Regions from separate parts of the Homo sapiens genome. Here all the other regions are linked to region 3. A link is an interaction called in ENCODE POLR2A ChIA-PET data of the cell type or tissue named here. Cell type or tissue: HepG2. All regions are shown on one strand. Links, peaks and the distances in the headings refer to the core of each region. The heading gives the core; the rest is flanking DNA. Region 1 has its middle 170 kb from the start of RPS6KA3. Region 2 overlaps RPS6KA3 (ribosomal protein S6 kinase A3). Region 3 has its middle 96 kb from the start of RPS6KA3. Region 4 overlaps RPS6KA3 (ribosomal protein S6 kinase A3).

Region 1 (4,481 bases), core at 336-4,335, 74 kb before region 3:
TTGGCTCACTGCAACCTCCACCTCCTGGGTTCAAGCGATTCTCCTGCCTCAACCTCCCAAGTAGCTGGGATTACAGGTGCCCACCACCACACCTGGCTAATTTTTTGTATTTTTAGTAGAGATGGGGTTTCACCATGTTGGCCAGGCTGGTCTCGAACTCCTGACCTCAGCTGATCCACCTGTCTCGGCCTCCCAAAGTGTTAGGATTACAGGCGTGAGCCACCGCACCCAGCCGAAAGAGCCTTTTTATGTTTGTGAACTACCTTCCCTTCCAAAGGTTGTTGGGGTCCCATCTAAAGGTTGTTTTTACAAAATTCTGTGACCAGCATATTTAGTTGTGCAGACAAGAAAATGGAGCACTGAGATTAGGTGACTTCCCAAAGCTGACAGAGTCAATTAGGAAGAGAGCTAGGACTCAAATAAAATCTTCATACTTTAAATCCAATGTGCCTGCATCACACTACGATTAGCTGTGATCCTCTAATTAATGAGAGCACCGACAGCCAACACACCCATGCTATGCATGTGCAAAGTACCCACATTTGCTTCAAAGGTTTCAACTGGTCACTAGTCTATCCAACGAACAAACAACAATGAAAATCACCTCCCAGAGTTACAACTCTTCAGTCACTCATGGCACACAATTTAGTGTTCTGGATTTTAAAGTCTTCAAATAACTGAAACACAAATTAACCACAATTGTTTCTGTAGCACCACTTTTTAATGAAATGTGTTTAAACTGTATTATGTGCAGAAGACTGCTAAGGTATAGCCTGCAACCTTTGCAAATTTCTAAACTCTCAAATAACAAATGTTTGTGCAAGCTCCTGGCTATCTCCTAAATCATATTTCCTTTAAGAGTAGCTTATTTCCTGTGCATGTCCACACACCACAAGTTATCTGCCTTTTCAACTTCTACCAGTGTTTTCTCTTTCACTTATGGCTGTGTCTAACAAAGAAACATTTTTAACTGCTTTGTACCTGACGTGAATAGAGAACACAGGAACCATGTTGAGGTTCAGAGGCTAAGTGGTCAGCTAAATTTAGTGGCTAAATGATACAGTTCTGTAACTCAGCCTCACAAAACATAAAATTCAAATCACCAAAAAAGAAAAAGAAAAATCTGGAACTGCAAATGGCCTTTTCAAACTGTACTGCCATATTCAGAAATTGACCTCTTCCTTGGAGATTCTAGATCATAAGAATAAGCAACAGGGCCTACAACAGTGCCTAGATCATAGTAGGTATTCAAAAAAAATAGCTCAGCAACTAACCAGAGTCTAGATTCTCCTCATAAATCTTCAGGAACAAGAAAAATTATACTACCGTTGAATGAAAGATCTTCCTTGGCTCTGGTAGTGACTAATGAGCCCCCATCAGCTCAGCTACATTCAAGAAGTTTGCCAATTATTTGCAAAGTAGCTAATCACAGTTGGCCCTCAACAGCCTTAGAATATAGTAGTGTACAGTTCACAGCTTTATTTCTTTGATACAGAAAGCTTGTATACTGTCAAGAAATGAGACTCAACTCTTCAATGAGATGGGATTACCCCCTTTCAAGAGTGTAATCTGAAGGAAGACTTGAGAAGGTTCCCTAAAACTCAACTAGGAAATGTCAAAAGCCTTCCCTTAGCCCAGCAATTTCACACCTGGGAATTTCATTTTAGGAATTAACAAAGGATTAATACATAAAAAGCTCCCATAAATATTTAGCAAAAATAAAAAGAGCATACTATTTAACTTCGCAAATGACAGAGGATATTTCAGAGTAAAAATATAAATAACCAATAATTACAGGAAAGAAGTGCAATGGTGAGATATATTTACTCATCAATCAACCTGGAAGAATTGAAAATATTAGTAATACTCACTGTTGTCAAGGGTGACATTTCTCACTGTTGAGAGAATGGATTGGAGGAGTATTATTTGGTATTCCAGATTTTGAGGATCAATTGTCTGTATCTATTGAAAGTGAAAATGCCCATGCTATCTGACCCAGCTATTACACCTCCAGGCATCTATCGCATAGAAGTATAGAAATATATGCACATGTACAAAAACATAGAGATGCAAAAATACTTCGATTGCCATTTTTTTAAAAAAATTACAATTAAAGGTCCATTCTCAGGGGAGTCATTACATAAATTATACCATATCAATTCAATAGAATAATATGAAGCCATTTAAAAGAAAGAAGTGCATGGCTATATTAATACAGAACAATCACCATGACATAGTAGTACATGGAAAAAGTAACTTGCAGAATAATTCAGTGTAGATCTTATTTAAGAAAAAAGGCTGTGTATGAGCATATGTACATGTACTTGAATATATATGTATAGAGAAAGGTATAAAGGGAGACAAGAAACTGCAGTTGTTGCTTCTGGGAAGGTGAGTAGATGGACAGACAAAGTGAAGAGGCACTTTTACATTTTACTATGTGTACTGCCACATCATCATAATTTTGCAAATGAAAAGGTATTTATGTATTGCTTAGATGATTTTTATAAAACAACAAAAATACATAATAAAAGAATTTTTTTGAACAAAGCCTTCATCTAGAAAGGACTTGCTATTGGAAGGCAGAAAAGCAAAAGGGAAGTTTTGAAAAATAAAAATGAAAAGACCAAGTGAGTGTGTGTAGCTGAAGGTTCAAAGGCCACTTGCTGACTCTACCCTAAAGTTAAAAATTGGCCACTAGAAATCTGAGGCCGGGAATCACAGGGGACTCTGTTGACTGCTTGAGCTGAACTAATCTGATCAGAACCTGGATAGAACATGAACAAAAATGTTTCTTTCCACTTCTGTCTCTGTGTAGCTTAAAAGTGTCCACCAATTCTTTGCCACTCCTCCCATCAAAAGCTGGAGTCTATTTTCCCTCCCCTTGAATCTGGGCATGCCCTGTGACTTGCTTTGACCCATAGAATATGACAGAAATGACAATGTGCTTGCTCTGAGCCAAGCCTTTGAGCGCCAAGCCTCAGAGAAACCTGGAAGCTTCCACTGTCTGATTATAAGAAGCCTAAATATCCTGAGACCACCATGGTAAGGCCCAGCTAGCCACATAAAGAAGTCACATGGCAAAGAACTGAGACCCGAGCATATGACCCCAAGTGAGCCATCTCAACCAATTCCCAACCATTCAAGCCACCGAAGCCAAGGACCCAGACATTGTGAAGCAGAGGCAAGCCACCCTCACCGTGCCTCTCCAGATACTTGACCTACAAAATCATGAGCAGCTAAAATAGTAGTTGCTTTAAACCACTAAGTTTTAGGGTAGTTTGTTCCACAGCAATAGGTAACCAAAACTCTCTGTGCTGTTCTCTTTCTCCCCATTCTTTCAACTATGAGAAGACATTACAGGGATTTGTAGTCTGACACAGTTGGATTTCATTACAAATCCTATAGTCACAGTACTGACCATGGAAACAAACTAACATTCTGACCCAAAAGATGCAACGTGCCAAACACTCAGACAACTATCTTCCTAGAAACTTCCAACTAAGTATTGTAAGATATCCAATAGTGCATGGGTGTTTTCGAGCTGGAAATAATCAGGTCATTCTTGAACTTGGAAAACCAAATTGCCAGCCTCTGACATCACAAAAGGATTTCTCTTCTCTGGAACCTGCTCTGCAGAAGTTCATCCAGAGGCTGGACCCTCCAAGGGATACACCCTGGCTCCGCCACCTGGTCCTTCTACATGCTGGTCCAGCCTCTGACTAGCATGGATGGGGAGCATCTGGGAATCATTGAGGGGCTAAGGGAAGTGGCAAGCAAGGAGGGTTATGGGTGTGGGTGGGAGCAAAGCCACAGCTGCAGTCTTCAGAGATCATCTGGGTGGGCCCTGAGACTGAGACCCCAACAGGATTTGAACCCAAAGAAATCTGGCTGTTTGACTTCTCAAAGAAGGAGGTAGTCAGTCCCTGTCAACACTGGCCTGAAGCTTCTCCAAATGATGTTTTCCTAGCACACCGAGGTAAAAGTTGCTTGGTTGCCCTAAATCTTGAAGTCGGTCTCTTCCTAACAATCTTTCTGACATGCACGTCTCAAATATTCAGCGTGGTCCAGAAGTTAGAAATCACTGTATCCATCCAGATGAATGTACACAGATGTTTCTGACTTCATTCTCACATGAAAAAAAATAATTGAATTGCTCTTTCCCATTTTGGGATATTTTGACTTAGTTTACTGGGAATTTTTCTGGCTAGTATACAGCTGAAGTTTTGAAACTTCCCAAGAATGATACATTTTAGTTGTTCTGCATAAACAGATGTGACCACCATCTATTCTAGATCTAGACCCTTGCTACTCCAGGAACCAGCAGCATCAGCATCACCTGGGAGCTCATCAGAAAGACAGAATCTCAGGTCTCACCTTAGACCTACTGCATCAGAATCTGCTTTCTAACAAGATCTTCAGGGATTTGTGTGCCTACTACATTTGAGAAGCTCTGATCTGGGGGACCACATCCTTTGGCT
Region 2 (4,481 bases), core at 179-4,178, 100 kb after region 3:
ACAGGTTCAGGATAAAATGTATCCATATAGCACATTATGATTATTTTAATACATTTGGCCTATTTATTTTTTGACAGTTTATCAAGTTGTACAATTTAAAAGCCAATATTTATTAATCCCTAATGTACAGAAACATAGGAGGAAGTTGTCTCTTTGGTTAAACAAACTGTTGAAAGATAAACTTTGGCACACCAAAATGTTTACTTTTCAATTGATAAATAATATTTGTACATTTTTATGGGGTCATGTGATATTTTGTTCCATGCATAGAATGTGTAATGATCACATCAGGGTATTTGGGATATCCATTAATCATTTCTGTGTGTTGGGAACATTTCAAATCCTCTCTTTTAACTATTCTGAAATATATAAAACATTGTTATTAACTATAGTCACCCTACTCTACTCTGCTATCCATTGTTAGAACTTATTCCTTCTATCCAATTGTATGTACTGTGCCCATTAACCAACCTTTCTTCACCCCCACCCCCTCTGTAACCCCCACACTCGTCCTATCCTCTAGTAACTCTCATTCTGAGTAGAAACTCCCTACCTATGAGTCCCACGTGTGAGTAAGAACATGCAGTATTTGTCTTTTTGTCATGTGACCTATTTTAAGCAAATACATTAGTTACTAGTAATTAAGTAATTTGGTTTTTGCTCATTCTTAAAACTTAGAAGGGACTTTGTGGGGTTATTTGGATTAATAGCAAAGTGTTAAAGAACATAAGCTCTGGAGCCATAAAGACCTGTGTTTGAGTCCTGGCTCTGCCACTTAATAACTTTGTAACCCTATGCAAGTTATATTTAATATCTCTATACTTCAACATCCTAATTTGTAAAATAGGGATGAAAATAATGTCTACCTCATAGAGTTTTGGTGAGAATTAAATGAAATGATAATATATGTAAAGTACTTGGTTCAGTACATGGTTTAAGTTTTTAATAAACAATAGTTACAATGAATCATCCCTCTTAAAGAACTGTCTCAGTTCTTTGTTTTTCCTCTGGGGTAATTTTTTAGAATCCAGCAAAGCAATTAAAAGTGATTTATTTGATTGATCAGTTTAAATAGTCATGGTAATATCTGAACGTAATTGAAAGGGCAAGGGGAACAGAAATCTCTTTAATCTTACCCTTTTTGCATTGATCCCTTCCTCAGTATTGTCTTTAAAGGGAAAAAACAACATTGTGAAGAATATATGTGGAAGAAGGAAGAAAGGAAAGTTTGTTCACATTTTTAACATTGCTCAAATTGGAAGATGTCTCACAGTCCATGGGATGTCATAGTTTAATTAGCAGCATGTTTTTCCTTAACAATATATAAAATAATAGTGTATCTTACACTTGATTGTATCTTTTAATCAATGAAATATAGTGTATTCTGTATGTCTACCTCTTGAAGATAATGTGTCCCTGAAGAAATGGTTAAAGTCAGTTTATAGCATCAATAGGTAGAATTTTAACTTTCTTTCTAAAACATACCAACACAAAATGTGCACACCTTTTTATATTTTAGGATGAATCCGTTCTGTTAATTTTTAGGGAAGGAAATTAATATGTCACACCTCCTTCCCCATTACTATAAATACATTTGTTTTAGTTATTTCGAAATGCCATAGGGTAACTGGGTTTTCCTGTCTAGAAATGTAATCCTTTAGATTTTGTCTGTAATGTGGTGTTGGTTCTTACAGAACTCTAAATAGTATATATAGTATTTTTCAAGCCGAAAAGTCTCTGGAGATATGATGTTAAAAGGTGTATCCATGCCTCAAGAATCACCCCCCTCCAAAAAATAAGGTAGTGTGGCATAATCAAGTAAGTTGGGGAAATGTGGCATTAAATAAGATTTAACCTGTCTTTACTGTATAATTTAGAACTTTTAAGATGTTGTATACAATGAATCTGCAAAATGGATATGGCCCACGGCATTTGAGACTTGATGTCAGAACCCCTTTTTTGTAAACCATCTATTGAAGTCTCAGTGGACACAAAGTGCTTTGCAGAACACAGTTTTGGAAAGTCTGATAACTACAGTAACGCGATCCAGTATTGCCTGGAAATGAGCTGTTATGTTTAATTGACTATATTGAAGTGTTTTCTTTAACTGTCAAGAGTTTTGTTTCATTTTGAATTGAAATCTTTCTAAATTAAATTGTATAAAAATGTTCCGTCTTAATAGTGAATATAAATTTAATAATAATTTAAATAAAAGTTAAAAATAATTTACACTTTTGATTCACTGTTCTGAAAATTAATGGTCATATTCTACTTAATATCAAGCTAATTGCCCCTACTAAATGGCCTGTACCTTGACTGTTTCTGTAACTTATGTCTAATATTTGTAGTTTAAAAATTCTCTTATATGCCACTTTATGCCACTGTTAATCTGCTTTTCTCTCCCATTTTCCTGTTTAAATTAATTGCTTCTTGTTTTCACTTACTAGAGAATAGATAGCTAGGATTAGTAATATAAAAAAGTTACAGTTTCCAAATAATGTAAAATAGCATCCTCACTCTTTTTCTGGTCTCTGCTCATCATGTACAAATACCTCTGGGGTCAGGGGTATTTGCTGGGCATATTACCAAATAATAAATAGTGATTTTATGTTTTACATACCATAACAGAATGGCTCAATTGCTGACATTACCTGCCCTGCATATTTACCTTCCTCTCTTGAAGATGTCAGCTAGAAAGTAGAACATGAATGAACTAAAAAACAGGCAGCTTTAAATTGAAAGCTAGCCTACTGCCCTGCCTGGAGTCACATCTCCACATTGTGAGTCCTTTTCTGTTGTTCTCATAAAGTAGTGCTAGTTTCCTAAATATTTGTTACTCTACACGTAGGTGTAAATCTAAAAGCACTTTTAGATTTCTTGTCATAGTAGAATTACAACCATAAGTTAAATCGAATTTTCCCATCTTAACTAATATATCCATGGTCTCTTATATAACTTAAAAACTTGTTTTGTCCACCATATAAATTGATTTTTATAATCTTACATATGGTGATAATCTCATCTTCAAATCTGACCTGGTCATTTAGATTTCTGTGAGCTTGTCTCTAATTCTTTGGGCCACAAAGCTTGTCCTAGGAAACTTGGTTCAGTCATTTGATATGTGTTAGAAGCAGATGTCAAATGATAGCCTGAAGCAAAAGATCATTTTGACATTAATAGATTGAAATGCATCTCAAGTGCAGTGGTTTGGGATAAATCTTCACTCCAGAAATCTTGTAAAACCTGTGGCAAAAATCTCAGCTACCTAGAATGTTACTTCATTTCTTCACATTTAGGAACAGAGGCATCTATCTGAAAATAATGTAAAATAATAAAGATTTACTTAAAATCACAAAAAATTTCTGGATCAGCACTGTTTAGTACAGTAGCTGCTATCTATATGTGGCTGTTGAGCACTTGAAATGTGGCTAGTGTGGAAGTGAACTTTTAAATTTTATCTAATAGTCACCAGTGGCTATTGGCTACCATGTTGAACAGTACAATTCCAGATTACAGGATTAGTACAAATTGAATGCATTTTTTACACCAGTGTTTTTTCATTTCTACCTTGTATGATTTGTATCTTGAAATTAATAGGCTAAACCTTTTCTAAAAACAAATATTTAACATGCTTTTTCAAATTATGTTTAATCAGGTTAGTTTTGTCCTTTTCTACCCTGAAGATTCTGATAAACCCTCTAGGGTGGTACATACCCCACAAATCACCATTCTACTCTTCCTACAGCTTTAATAGTTTTACTGTGACATCTCATTCAAGTGATAACACTAAAGCATTGGGGCAAATTTAAATATCAAAAAATGTTGTAATTACAAGTTTCCTCTTGTGCACCGAGCTTACAGACCGAGACATAAACAGTAAGACTAATGTCTCTGGGGAGAAAAATATACAATTATCTTCTATATTATTGGATAAATAAATTACTGTATGGTAATTTGTTTAAATATTGTGTTGCATTCACTGTACTGTGCTAGTTAAAACGGAAAAAGTGGATTGGTGCATTTTGAAATATGAAAGCATTTAAATTTTTTTAGCATATAATTTTAGAGAACAACTTAGCCCTACCCTATTTATGTAAGAAAATTGAGACCTGTTCAGGCAGACCTGCTGCAGGTGATATGTTAACAAAGTCAGAGTTGGCGTGTGCAGCACATTTATTTCACTAAAATTCATTTTGTCATCCACATCATATCAATACAACTCTTTAATTTTATGTAAACTATCTTAAATACAAATTCTGAAAGAGCCACAATGCACAAAAGTTCAAATATTACTTTTTCTCTACTCTCTGCTAATTTTAACTCGTAAGTCTGGAAAATACAGTCCTTAGTTTACAAAAACAACTTCAGAATGTTCCTACCTACAAACCAAGGGTGAGGGGTACGTTAAGATCACTGCTCTTTCTTTCCCAAGTGAAGATGGAAGGAAGCTCACGTCTATTGAGTGCCCCCCTTGACAAGTC
Region 3 (4,481 bases), core at 290-4,289:
AAACATCTTTTTTCCTATTGGGTTTCTTATTGGTTACTACTAATGACAAAGAACTATATTTTTAGTATCAAAAAATCCTTATCAAGTATAAAATGGCAAACAAATAGAAAAATAGTGGTCAAAGGACATGAACAAACAATTTTCAGGAGAAACAAAAATAACCAATTAACACATTGAATTTTTTAGCTTAATTAACAATCAAAGAAATGCAAACAGCTCTGAGATAATCATTTTACACCTGCCAAAGTAAAAAAGTTTGTTTTTAAATTCTTTTTATATTTATTTATTTATTTATTTATTTATTTATTTATTTATTTATTTTTGAGACGGGCGTCTCACTCTGTTGCCCCATCTGGAATGCAGTGATGTGATCATGGCTCACTGTAGCCTCGACTTCCTGGGCTCAAGAGATCCTCCCACCTCAGCCTCCTGCGTAGCTGGGACTACAGGCACACACCACCATGTCTAGCCTGTTTTTAAATTCTTGTGCTGACTTCGTTTTAAGGATAATAGTAGCAGGCATCTTAATGTCCACTTGGCAGGAGTGTAATTGGTATAACTTTGAGAAAAAGGAATGTAAGAAAATGTTCTAAGAACTTTAAAAACTGTTTATGCCCAATCCTAGGGATTCCAGCCTGAGGAAAAAAATGTAAGATTGTCATAGTGAATGTTCACCCAAGAGTCATTTCTGATAACAAAAACTTGACAGAATCTAAATGTTTGACACCGGGCGAACACTTAAAGAAAGTGTGGTACAGGCCATGTGATGAAATGATCTAGCCATCATAATAACCATGTCTGAAAATTTTTGAATGGCTGAGAAAATGTGCAGGAAGAAACATCAAATGAGAAGGATCTATAGGCATATATAATTAGATTAGAGAAAATACATCATAATATAATCATATTCATCTCTGACAGTGGACTACCAGTAATTTCCATATTTTCATTATGGTTATATTTCCTAAATTTTTTACAATAACCATGTATTATCAGGACATGAAAATATTAAATAGATAAATGATCAAAACTGCTGTAAGAAACTAAAAGTGTGAAAGGATCTATCAGTTAACTTTTCAATGTTTGGTTTATTATATGTAATAACAGATACACACTACCTGTGGGCAGGCTATTATCTGCTTGAAAAGTGTGAAATGTTGGTTGTAACAATTTAGCTCCTACCAAGAAGGAGCCCACAAGATAGTCTTAAGATCCCTGATTAAAGCAAATGCAGTGGTAAGATGTGAGAGCTAAACAGTGTCAGGAACAGGGCGTTTGTCTAGGTATCTTAAAATGCATAGGATTTCTTTAAACCGGCAACTCTTCATAGTTCTAAATTACATATATTGTTCGTTCTTTCACTCAATAAATATTTCCATGCATATTTGGATCTAGACTTTAACGCAATGTTGACATTTTAAGGGAGATGAGCGTGTTGTTATTTTGGCAAAAACAAACACGTTATTTCAAAGGTTTATGCTGTTAGTTGGTCCGGTGTCCAAGTCCAGCACACCCGCGAATATAATCACACCCACAACCTTGCTGGGTGCTGTAATCCACTCCTCTCGCTCTCGCAGCCAGGAAAGATTTCAGAGTATCCTCTTACACTTACGTGTAACTGCCTACCGAGATATTTTTATCGTATCCTCAAAACCACTCATCTCCTTTTCATTTGCCTTTTATACTTACAATAACTTCAACTCTTTCCTCTTTCTGAAAACAAGGAAGTTCTCTTGATATTTATGTATTTATTTTGCTAGGAAACAAATTGGAATGGAGCCCATATTTCTATTCAGTGTCAATAGAGCTCATAAAGAGACCAGTTTCCCCCTCAGTTTAGGCCTCTTGGTCAAATTTACTCAGCTTGCCAGTCAGCAATTCATCCCACTCACAAGCCCTGGGCTTCTCTAGAGAATAAATAACCTAGGCCTGGAGCTCTGTGACTAATCATGTTTGCCCAGCCCTCACCATTCCTTCATTAAACGGCTTTTAGAATTCAGCTTCCTCCGTCCACCAGTGAGTAACAAATGCAGAGACTCTCCGGCCCAAACTCCATTCTAACATGGCAGCTTCCTCTTCACTCATTCCCAGCAGCATGCGTGTGGGTGTACATATTGTTAACGTGCTGTGTGTTCCTGCTCAGCATTTGCTCAGCTATACAGACACCCTCACCCTCGTATCTGCCCCCATCGGTCCTGTCTGCATTTAGAGGCCAGCCCTCAGTCAACAAGTGCACAGCAAACAGCGCTAGGAGGGATTTTTATGCCCACACAACAATGATGAAACTGCGCGTATGAGGCACCTAGGACAATCAGATTCATAAGGGAAGAAAGTAGAAGAGTGGTTGCCAGAACCTGGGGGAAGCAGGGAAGCGGGGAAGTGGGAGTTGGTGTTTAATGGGTACAGAGTTTCTGTTTGGGAAGGTGACAAAGCTCTCTCTGGAGATAGATGCACAGTGGTGGGTGCACATGAGTGGGAATGTATTTAACTGTATTTGAGTGTGCGCTGGACTGAACACTCAAACATGTAAATGGTAAATTTTATGTTATGCATATTTTATAACAATTTTTAAAAACCCAAATAGATAGAAAGAAAAAATGACAAGGAAAAAGCAGCCCTGTTTCTCTTGCGTAATCCAAGTCCCTTTTATCTAGATGCTGCCTCTTAACATTCCAGATGGGTGAGCTCTTAGATTTTCAGAGTTCCACACCGGGTCAACTGGTGAAAGGGAGCTGGGAAGAACGGGAGAGAAAGGAGACTCAGATGCAGCAGTGCCCATGAGAGCTTGCAGAGAAACTGCATAGAGAAAGCACCAGGCTTCAAAATCCTTGCAGGCTTTTTTTTTTTTTTTTTTTTTTTGCCCCTGGCTTCAGAAGTCCTTGCAAGGCACTTGTTTCTGGACTTTGCCTTGTTTTGGGGTGAGCAGCTTCCTCCCCAACTCCAACCAAGTTGATTCTTGTTATTTGCCCAGCAGCTTCACACACTGCCACCCTGGATAAAAGACAGTTTCTCCCTCTCCCCAACCCTGTCCAGCCCATTGAGACTCCGCCCCAGCTGTGCCTGCCCCTAGCCCAAATATCAGGGAAGACAGATGAGACTGGACAAGTAAATGGCAGCAAGCATCCAACTCTGCATTTTTCTGAGCTTTCTCCCCAATTCCTAAGTAAAATTCCTAAAGTAAAAATGGAATTTTTGCTGGAACAATTTTTAAGTCTAGCAAATCTGCCACATTCCTTAAACGACAGCTGCGGTAAGTGCAGCTACCGGGCTGTTGTGCAACATTCAGCCAATATTGGCACAACCGAGCACATGGATAAAACATGACATGCTTTCTCTGTTTTCCATGTTTTGCCACAAAAATTCTGTTCACAAAAGTCTGTGAGTCTTCAATGTCTGTCATTTCTGTGGGCTCATCTGGAAATTTAGAAAGTGCCCTTTCAGTTAAAATTCCTCCCCTGTCAAGTGATAGCGGTCTCCCCCTTGCCTTAGATAACACATTCCTTTCTCACCTGAACAAATGTTTACTTGCATATACTAAAGCAGCTACAACTACTATTTTTGTTTGGCATTTTCAGGGGATAATATGTAAGGTTGAGGATTTTTTTTAAATCCCGCTTTCCGAGATAACAAAGACCCACTAATCTGCAAAGATCAAATTCTTCCGCTCAATTAACATTTTACAACCTCCCTACTCTGTGGAAACAATTCTAAACAATTTGTACTGGTAACAATTCTAAACAATTTGCAATCTGTTTGAGTAGAAATCGGTAGAAATTAACAGCAAGGTGTTACTTGAAGTGAACTAAAACAACAAAATTTGAATCTCAAATTATAATTTATGCTTTACAGGTCTGACATATCAAAAAGGGAAGGAAAAATTCAGAAAACTACTCATAATGCCACAAGAGTGTCTCTAATTTAATTGCGCTATCCTCAGCAATAGGAAAAACAAAAATTTTCGTTTCTAGGAAATGGATTTTTAAAATATTCAGAGTACCTCCTGCCTTCTTGGAAAAAAAAATTCATTATTCTTTTAGTTAAAGGATTCTAACAAATTGAAAAGAAAACTAGTAAAGAGAGTTGAAAAGCTTTGTCAGATTAAAAACAAAATATCTACTATGCCAAGCCAAAATATTTTTCCAAAGCCAGGTTCTAAGACGTGAATTACATCTTTCAAGACCCCAAAGGATCATTCCAGATTGGATTTCATAAAAATAAGTACAATTTTGACCAAGAAAGTTTATTCAACAATAATATTGCCAAACCCTAACCAATGACCATTCACTATAACAAAATTTTAACACAATATATTAATGCTTTCAGTGAGCTATGATCACACCACTGCACTTCAGCCTAGGTGACAGAGTGAGACCCTGTCTCAAAATAACAATAATAGTACTGCTTAAACAGGCCTCGCAAAGTCCATATACAGTAGGTGATAAGTATAAAACAATACAGAAGCAGCTTGCTTAAATACAATA
Region 4 (4,481 bases), core at 168-4,167, 110 kb after region 3:
TAGAACATTTTCATCACCCCCAAAAAGAAATTTCATACATGTTAGCGGTCACTCCCCATTTCCTCCATTCCCCCAGTCCCTGGCAATCACTAATCTATTTTCTGTCTCTAGATTCACCTATTCTGGACATTTCATATTAATGGAATCCTACAGTATGTGGCCTTTGTGTCTGTTTTCAAGGTTCTTGCATGTTTCAAGGTTCATACATGTTGTAGCATGTAGGAAGACTTCATTCTTTTATGTGGCTGAATAATCTATTTTATGGATATACCACAGTTTGTTTATCCATTTATCAGTTGATGGACGTTGGAAATTGTTTCTACCTTTTGGCTATTATGAATAATGCTGCTGTGAACATTCGTATTAAGTTTTTATGTGAACACATGTTTCCAGTTTTCTTGGATATATACCTAGGAGTAGAATTGCTGAGTCATATGGTAAATCTATGTTTAGCTTTTTGAGGTACTGCCAAACTTTTCCAGCTGGCCTGTACCATTTTACATTCCCATCAGCAGTGTATGAGAGTTCCAGCTTTTCCGTATCCTTGCCATCACTTATTATTGTCTTTTTTACTATAACCATCCTACTGGGTGTGAAATGGTATCTCATTGTGGTTTTGATTTGCATTTCTCTAATGACTGATGATGTTAAGGATCTTTTCATGTGCTTCTTGTCCATTCGTATACATAATTCACGTGCTTATTTTGTTACCGTTTTAGGGACTTAAGTTGGCTTTTGTTCTAATGCTGATAGGGAAGTTCCTTGTATATGTATTTCTTCTCAGAAAACTTAGTTTCAATACGTGCTTTTAAGATATTTTCTTTCTTTTTAGATTTGATAAATACAAGGCTTTTCCTAAAATAGTGGTTTTCCAAATGGGTTAATAGAGCTCTAGGTTCTATGAAAGTGCCTTAGGATACCTCTCACCTAGGGCACCCTTTCTCTCAGCCAGAGTGGAATTCCTAGAGGAACACAACAAAGAATTAAATATTGGTTATAGAACTTAAAAAAGAAAGTTACAGAAAGAAAACAAAGATTGGGGCAGTGATATTTTTCCTTAGAGTCTCCTCGGCCTAAACTAGTCTATAGTTTCTTATTTAAAGCAAAAGTGCAAGAGTTAATTGAAGATTAATTATTAATCTTAATAGGAAGATAATATGCCTAGAATCTCTGAAATTAAATATAAGTCAACAGATAAATGAATTCAGGAATCCATCTCAAGTGAAGTAACGTATACAGGTATGTTATTTGAAGAAGTAAAAATGCAAATAAAACAAAACCTTATTTGCCTCTTTTCCTTCAAGTTCCTGCTGGCTGTTGGTATAATTCAAGAGTAATAGCTATCAAAATGGATGTTCATATTAAGTAATCCTTAGAGAAATGTCATAGGCAAATTAAAAATAAGTTTTGCCTTGGATTAATAAAAAGAAGAGCTCATAAATGAGTTTTAAAGCTATCTCCTGCCCACCACCTCCCCTCCCCCGCCAGCTCTTCTGAGTATGTATAGTATACTACTAGGTGAAAATGAATTAAATGGATTTATTTTCTTTTGGAACATTAAAGTCTAGAAGTACTAGGGTGGGCAGGAAGTTTAATAGCATGAAACAAGGTAAATTAGTAAAGAATAATATAAGCAGATGTAATTGGATCTTTAGGAGGAAATTATGACCTATAATGTTACAGCAGTTTTCTGTAGTACATTTTCAACCATAATGTGGAAAATTAGAAAATAAATGTTATTTTCAACATAAAAATTAATCACTTGGAGGATACATCTGGTTCTGCCAAGATAGAGGACCCCTATTCCTCCTTGATCTCCCTTACAGCGAAAACACTGTAGACATAACAAACAAGCACAGGAACACTCTAAAGGTGGAAAAAGAAGGCAAACAGCCTGCAGACCTCGAGACTCAAGAAAACCCAGGGAATTCACTATTTGTGTTCTTCCTGTCACCTCCCATATATCCTAGACAGGGTGCTATGAAAGCCTCCAAACTAGAACTGCCAACAGTCACAGACAAAAAGAGCTCTGAGAAAAAGCCTGTTTCCTTTAGACAAACAACTGGGGGAAAGGTAGCCAAGTAAGTCTAAACCTTTTTGACAATACTCACCCTACCCTGGCCAAATACCATCAGAAAAACCCCACCCCACCCCACCCCAAAGAAGCAAATAACAGTGCTCTCACTCCCCAACCCAGTGGTGTGGGCTGGGGAGATCAGAGACCTAAGCACCCATTTCTTTGCCCAGCAAAAGCAGACAGCACTTTGGTTCCCCCTGCTGGGTGGTTTTGGCAGACCAGGCAGGAAGCGTTTTCCCTCATTCCACTTCAAGCTGAAGGAAGTTATGCTCTTGCCAGGGTGGTGTCTAGCAGCAGTGGGGTCTAGTAGCAGATTGAGCCTCCACCCCAACCCAGAAGCAATGACACTTAACAAGGTGACGTGAGCCAGGGCTAATCCATACTCTACCCTCACCTTACATCAACGAGGCAGAACAAGATGGTTGGAGGTAGGATTCTCAACACATCTTACCTCCACTAATGTCAGTGGGGCCCAGTGGAGAACTGAGCCTTCACTCCCATCTGGCAAGTGATGGGTGGCAGGGCTAGTTGGCATTCTGCTTCCTTCTCTACCCTCCCCTGTTGTTAGCTGGGTCCTTTGGGGAGCTGAGCTTTTGGCTTTATAGTGCAGCAACAAAGAAGTTTGAGTCAGCCCTCTGCTTTCCTCCTCCCTGTCATCAGTGGGGCCCAGCAGGGAGGTGAGCTTACACCCCTACTCAGAGGCAGTGAGGTGATACAGGTTGGTGCCCTACTTTCATTGGGACTAAGAGTGGAGCTGAACTTCCGTCCCACCCATCTGCAACAAAACAGTGTGAGTCATTGCTCCACTTTTGCCTGGGTGATGTTGGTGCGGCCCAGAGGGAAGTTGAACATACACACTCCACCTCAACAGGAGGACTGCCTGCTTCGGGGAAAAAAAAAAAAAGATTAAATAGGAAAGAGTCCTATAATCTCCAAATATCCATTAGACAGTAAAAAATCACTTATACCAAAAACCAGGAAAATCGCAACATGAGTGAGAAAAGACAGTCAACACACATCATCACTGTGATAATTCAGATGTTGTAATTATCAGACCAGAATTTTAAAGCAGCCATCACAAAAATGCCTCAGTGAGCAATCACAAACACTCTTGAAACAAATGAAAAATTAGTCTCAGAAAAGAAATGGAAGCCATAAGGAAGAACCAAATAGAAATTTTAGAACTGAAAAATACAGTAACAAATAAACTTACTACATGGGCTAGATAGAAGAATGGAGATGATAGGAAAGAATAACATTGGAGATAAAGCAATAGAAATGAACAATAGAGAAAAAATAAACTGGAAAATGAACAGAGCCTCAAGAGCCTGGTGAACATTAACAAAAGATTTAACATTTATGTCATCAGAGTCCCAGAAAGGGAAAAAAGAAACTGGACCTGAAGAAATAATGGCTGAAATTTCCCCAAATTTTGCAAAAGACATAATCTTACAGATTCAGGAAGCTGACTGAATCCCAAATAAGATAAATGCAAAGTAATCCACTCCTAGACAAAATCAAAATCAAACTTTTGAAAATGAGTAGTTATTGTCTAATAGATACAGAGTTTCAATTTTGCAAGATAGTTCTGAAGATTAGTTGCATAATGTGAATATACTTAATACTACTAAACCATACACTTAAAATAGTTGAGATAGTGAATTTTATGTTATGTTTTATGACAATTGAAAAAGTAAAATATCAAACTTTTGAAAATTAAAGAATCTTTAAAGCAGTTAGAGAGAAATGAACTGTTACCTATAGGGAACAACTCATGCGACAGCAGATTTTCCATCAGAATCTATGGACGTCTGCCAGGCACAGTGGCTTACGCCTATAATCCCAGCACTTTGGGAGACTTACGCCTGTAATCCCAGCACTTTGAGGGGCTTACGCCTATAATCCCAGCACTTTGGGAGGCCAAGGCAAGAGGATTGCTTGAGCCCAGGAGTTCGAGATCGGCTTGGGCAACATGGCAAGACCCCATTTCTACAAATAATAACAATAATAAAAATAAATAGCCAGGCATGGTGGCACGTGCCTGTAATTCCAGCTACTGGGGAGGCTGAAGCTGGAGGATCACTTGAGCCCAGACAGTCAAGGCCCCAGTGAGCCATCTTCACACCACTGCACTCCAGCCTGGGCGACACAGTGAGACCTCATCTCAAAACATCTATGGATGCCAGAAGGATATGGCACACCATTTTTCAAGTGCTGAAAGAAGATACTGTCAACCCAGATTTCTATACCAAGTGACAATATCCTTCAGGAATGAAGGTAAAATCAGAGTGGTCTTGGATGCAGGAAAACTAAGAGAATTTGTGAGTAGCAGACCCTGAAAGAGAATGATAAAAGAAGGAAACTTGGACTGTCAGGAATAAAGAAATCACATAAATTCTACATA

Evidence for each region. Peaks named below come from ENCODE experiments on the same cell type or tissue, not always from the same donor. Only the 100,000 strongest peaks of a DNase experiment are listed, where the experiment ranks them.
Region 1: POLR2A ChIA-PET joins it to region 3 with 34 read pairs; 5 of 35 experiments call an interaction of 5 or more read pairs at or near these places.
Region 2: POLR2A ChIA-PET joins it to region 3 with 11 read pairs; 9 of 35 experiments call an interaction of 5 or more read pairs at or near these places.
Region 4: POLR2A ChIA-PET joins it to region 3 with 15 read pairs; 9 of 35 experiments call an interaction of 5 or more read pairs at or near these places.

The regions. Positions count from the first base shown.
Region 1 is chrX:20,434,317-20,438,797 of GRCh38, reverse strand. No RefSeq gene overlaps it. Among named protein-coding and RNA genes, the nearest start is that of RPS6KA3, 170 kb to the right of the region's middle. In HepG2, for the core only: no CTCF peak of the experiment used is centred there; a DNase peak (open chromatin) is centred at 2,717.
Region 2 is chrX:20,257,166-20,261,646 of GRCh38, reverse strand. All of the region lies in intron 1 of RPS6KA3 (ribosomal protein S6 kinase A3), which reads left to right. Among named protein-coding and RNA genes, the nearest start is that of RPS6KA3, 7.5 kb to the left of the region's middle. In HepG2, for the core only: no CTCF peak of the experiment used is centred there; no DNase peak of the experiment used is centred there; H3K4me3 peaks cover 1,316 bases.
Region 3 is chrX:20,360,254-20,364,734 of GRCh38, reverse strand. No RefSeq gene overlaps it. Among named protein-coding and RNA genes, the nearest start is that of RPS6KA3, 96 kb to the right of the region's middle. In HepG2, for the core only: no CTCF peak of the experiment used is centred there; DNase peaks (open chromatin) are centred at 1,884, 2,704, 2,934 and 3,374; H3K4me3 peaks cover 2,327 bases.
Region 4 is chrX:20,250,912-20,255,392 of GRCh38, reverse strand. All of the region lies in intron 1 of RPS6KA3 (ribosomal protein S6 kinase A3), which reads left to right. Among named protein-coding and RNA genes, the nearest start is that of RPS6KA3, 14 kb to the left of the region's middle. RefSeq lists an enhancer at 2,148-2,442. In HepG2, for the core only: a CTCF peak has its summit at 2,282 (motif pointing left); a DNase peak (open chromatin) is centred at 2,262.